2 separate regions of the Homo sapiens genome follow, and region 1 is linked to region 2. A link is a loop called in an ENCODE intact Hi-C map of the cell type or tissue named here. Cell type or tissue: A673. All regions are shown on one strand.

Region 1 (2,500 bases), 280 kb before region 2:
TTTGTTTACAGTGTAATTTATGCCTAATGAATAGACTGGTATTCTTAAGTTTGCAAATAAATAGTATCTAAAAAGACCATCACAGTTCAATGGACTGAAAAATAGTTTTATTTCAAAAGACCCAAATGCAACATCAAGAGCTAATAAGAGTTTTATTATTTTAGATATAAGTAATCATAGGAGGGAACAAACTAAAGTGAGAAAAACTCCATAAAGAAGAATTAACAAATTAAGGTAAATGAGGATAATAATGTGAACTACCAATATCACATGATGTATTGATCGGTAAGCATCTCAGGGAAGGTGCAGCCACAAAAACTTAGTCTTCAGGTTTAAAAATATGGCTATAAAACTAAGGAATGCTACCAAAATAAATTGTCTTAAAAATTTCTTCTCTTCTGAGATTGCACAAAAATAACAGAAATAACACTTGGAAAAATTCTAGGAATTGACAGTGTGAAGGGAATTAAAAAAGACACGCGGAGAGCCATGTTACCATGTAGCAGGGCTTTCCAGGCAAAAGAAAACTGTTGGAGGGACATTCTTACTCTTCCTGATGGAATGATGGCTTTCCTTTTTCACAACTAAAGAAAATATCATACAGATTTTTGAACTGATGTTGATAAATTCATGGGAGGAGAAAGAAAAAGGACTTTTTTCTCTATTGAACTCAAGTGTTTAGAGTCAAGAATGAAATATTTTAGCAATTTACAAGTTCTGTAGCAACCAGCTAAGACATTAAGAGACTTCTTAACTTCTATTTTAATGTGCAAATACACACATACGAACACACACGCACACACACACACACACACACACATCAGGATAGGTGGTCGGGGGCAACATTTTACTAGAAGAAAAAAAATTAGGGACTGATTTCTCACCTCTCATGCCCCACAGAAAATATACTGAAGGAGCTAAATCCTAGGAAGAAGCAAAGACTCCCAGTAGAGTGCCAGTACATTGAAAAACAACCTTTGCCTACTTTCTGCTTTTTGGATCAGGTATACAGTGAGTGGAATTGATTAGTATTATTTTCATCCTACAATGTAATTTTAAAATTCATTTTGCTAGACAATTAAGCAAAAAGAAACCCAAAGAAATATAGATCATGGTGGTTCACATTTTTTGGGTAACTTTTAATATGAATTAAGTGACCTATAAAAGATGCAGTTAATAAAATGGTGCAAAAATTCATGGAAACTTGTAATTTTATTGATAGCATTTTAACGAAACCTCTGCTAGTGTTGCATAGTGAAAAAACTATAATCCACTGAAAAGTAAAGAAAAATAATTTAAAATATTTTTTATTACTTTTAAGTTTTTGCCAGCCAGATGTTTGAAACTATACATATATTTTTGAAAGCCTCAAATATTCACCAGGTGGCAGTCTTTTCCTTAACTGTGGTCAAAGGAAGCTATCTGCTTTACCTCATTTATTAAAAAAAGATAGGACAACAGGTGAACATCGATCCCACACTTACATTGACAATACTGAATTTCAATGCTCTGTCTTTGGTGAAAACATCCTTCCTAAAATATCCCTAAGGGAACCTGTATATTATTCTATGGGATTAACTCTGATTATTTCCCTTTATCATGATTTTTTCCTTCTCTTTCTCTATTCAGAGAAAGGCTACATTTTGTTTGGTGATTTATAATATGTTTAGATTATGTTTATTCAAACTTTGCTGTCTTATAATCCTGGTGCATTTCCTTTTTCCTGACTTTTAGACAACTTTTAGCTCAGGGTCATGCTTCCTGGCTCCAGGGAATCATTCACAGATTTACACCCTCCTAACCACTATGCAGGTATCTAGAAGCCTATCCTCAGAGATTTCATCACCAGAATGCAACAAGTTTGTCTCTTATATTCTGCATCAGCATATTTTAAGTCTGATCCTAACAACCTGAAAGCATGACACAAATGTGAATCTTTAGACATAGATCAAACTGGTGTACTTCGTTCTGAAATTAATAATCATGACGATAATAACATTAAACCAGATCTAAATATACTAGGCACTTTACATGAATTTTTTCTAATTTCTAATACTCACAATAATTGTGGAATATAGCCATTTTCTGTTTCAGGTTAAATAGGTTACACAAATAGTAAGTCGTGGAGCCAGGATTTGAATCCATATTTTTCTAGATTCCAAACCTGATCATTTTCAACCCTGAAATATTTCCTTTTATATAAAACAAACCTCAAAATATTTAGTTTTATTTATATTTTTTCCTGTTTCATAAAGTCTTTATGATTGAGGCTAAAGTGATAAATATGACAAATATGACTGAAAATTTATATGATAAATATGACTGAATTTCAGGCCTGACTCAAGGACTAATAATCTCAGTAGTCCTTGGTAAATTTCCTCAACTTCTCTAAGCTTCACTTTCCACATATCTGTAAAAGGTGATGACTCCAGGAGTTACTTTGTATTAGGAGAATGGGGTGACATCACATTAAAGGTGATGTCAAAATGCACTTTAATTA
Region 2 (2,500 bases):
GACAATCCATAAGCCTTCTGCTATTGCAGCTGCAGTGGTATGGCCCTTACTACCTTCAGGCTGGGGAAAGAACGAAGGACTTGGTCCTTACACTGGCCCCTCCAGCACACCATCGCCACCATATGGAGAAGAGCCCAGTCTCTCTTCCCCGTAAGCCCCCACTCACCACTGTTCACCAGGCAAGGCCCCTAGTTGGGGACAGCAGAGCAGCTGTCCTACCCCCGGATGAGAATTCCCACTGCTATTGGCTCTATATTTTCCTGAGGTGGGCCTCCCAGAAGCAATTGACATCCCCTCTGTCACTGTCATGGCAGCAGTTCTGCCCTTACTGCACTCAGACTGGGGAAAGAACAAACAGCCTGAGGTCTTCACTCACACTCCTAGCACAACACAGTCATGATATGGAGAGGAGCCCAGTTGTTCCTCCTGGTGAGCCCTTGACCTCCTACTTTTCATCAAGTGAAGCCTCCAGCTTGGGCTAGCAGCGTAGCCACCCCACCCACTGGCTGAACATTCTCAGTAGCAATGGCTTGCGTTTCTCTGAAGTAGGGCTCCCAGGGACAACGGAAAGCACCTCTCCCACTGCCACTGCAGCGGTACTGCCTTGCTGCCCTTGGACTGGGGAAGGGGCAGAGACCTTGAGTGCTTAACCCACATGTCCAGGAAGTGACAGCTGCCCTAAGGAGAGGAGGCCAGTCTGTCTCCTCTGTGAGACCCCTGCCACCCTTGCGCATCACCAGGCAGGGCCTCCAGGCATGGGTTCACAATGTAGCTGCCCCAATCCCAAGCCCATCTCTCCAATTAGTAGTGGCTCTGCATTTCTCTAGGGTGGAGCCCCAAGAGACAAGTGAAAGGCCCTCTGCCACAGCAACTGCCAAGGTCCCTTCCCCTGTTGCCTTCAAGCTGGGGAGGGAAAATAAAGCCTTAGCTCGCCCCTAGCAGCAGTGTGCAGCCCAGGAGTGCCAAGGCCAGACCTTAAGCCAGCACTGGAGTGGGAAAGGGAGCCCACACTTTCAGAGCACTGAGAGGGAGCATGGCTGCAATCATGAAGAAATACAGAGGAGCCACGTGGTGGAGCAAGAGCCCACCTACTGGCCATTACACTTCAGTGCCATCTACTGGATCATAGCCCAAACTCCAACTCCAAAAATGCTTGCTAATATACCCCCCTCTGTGAAAACAACGACAAGATTTCAACAACAAAGACCCTGCACAAAACCTCGGCCCTCAAAAAACATTCAAAAAAGGAGTCTGCACTCAATTACACCACAGTTAAAGGAGCATCAGCCCACACAGATGAGAAAAAACTGGTGCAAGAGCTCTAACAACTAAACTACAGTGTTTTCTTTCCTCCAAATAACTGTACTAGTTCCCAAGGAAGGGTTCTTAACCAGGCAGAAAGGGTGGAAATGACAGAGAGAGAATTCAAAATATGGATAGGAATAAAGGTCATCAAGATTCAGGAGAAAGTCAAAACCCAATCCAAGGAATCTAACAATTACAATAAAACAATACAGGAGTTGAAAGACAAAATGGCCATTATAAGAAAGAACCAAACTGATCTGATAGAGCTAAAAAACACACTAAAGAATTCCTTAATGTAATTGCAAGTATTAACAGCAGAATAGACCAAGCTGAAGAAAGAATCTCAGAGCTCACAGGCAACATCTCTGAACTCAGTCAGACAAAAATAAGAATAAAGAAGAATGAACAAAACCTCCGAGAAATATGGGATTATGTAGAGACCAAATCTATGACTCACTGGCATCCTTGAAAGAGAGGAGGAGAAAGCAAGCAACTTGGAAAACATATTTCAGGATATCATCTATGAAGACTTCCCCAACATCGCTATGGAGAACAACATTCAAAATCAGGAAATGCAGAAAATCCCTGTGAGATTCTATATAAGAAGACCATCCACGAGCCACATGGTCGTCAGATTCTTCAAGGCCAAAACAAAAGAAAAAATGTTAAAGGAAGCTAGAGAGAAGAGGCAGATCACCTACAAAGGAAACCTCATTAGGCTAACAGCAGATCATTCAGCAGAAATCCCACAAGCCAGAAGAGATTAGGAGTGTGTATTCAGCATTATTAAGGAAAAGAAATTTCAACCAAGAATCTCATATCTAGCCAAACTTAGTTTCATTAGCGAAGGAGAAATAAGATCCTATTCAGACAAGCAAATGCTAAGGGAATTCAGTACCACCAGACATGCTCTATAAGAGATCCTGAAGCAAGTGCCAAATATAGAACAGAAAGACTGTTACTGACCACTGCAAAAGCACACTAAAAACGTAGACCATTGACACTGTAAAGCAACCACACAAATAAAGCTGCATAATAACCAGCTAACAGCACAATGACAGGATCAAATCAGCAAATACCAATATTAACCTTGAAAGTGAAGGGGCTAAGTGCCCCAATGAAAAGTCACAGAGTGGCAAGTTGGATAAAGAGCAAGACCCTGGCCAGGCAGGTGACTCATGCCTGTAATCTCAGC

What was found. Hi-C counts contacts between places; a loop is a spot of excess contacts. Peaks named below come from ENCODE experiments on the same cell type or tissue, not always from the same donor. Only the 100,000 strongest peaks of a DNase experiment are listed, where the experiment ranks them.
Region 1: a loop joins it to region 2, with 4 times the contacts of the local background. A loop is called at or near these places in 7 of 110 quality-filtered maps.

What each region holds. Positions count from the first base shown.
Region 1 is chr13:37,767,877-37,770,376 of GRCh38, forward strand. All of the region lies in intron 2 of TRPC4 (transient receptor potential cation channel subfamily C member 4), which reads right to left. Among named protein-coding and RNA genes, the nearest start is that of TRPC4, 100 kb to the right of the region's middle. In A673, a CTCF peak has its summit at 1,377 (motif pointing right); no DNase peak of the experiment used is centred here.
Region 2 is chr13:38,044,860-38,047,359 of GRCh38, forward strand. All of the region lies in intron 3 of LINC02334 (long intergenic non-protein coding RNA 2334), which reads left to right. Among named protein-coding and RNA genes, the nearest start is that of LINC00571, 97 kb to the right of the region's middle. In A673, CTCF peaks have their summits at 103 and 1,110 (motif pointing left); a DNase peak (open chromatin) is centred at 1,092; H3K27ac peaks cover 827 bases.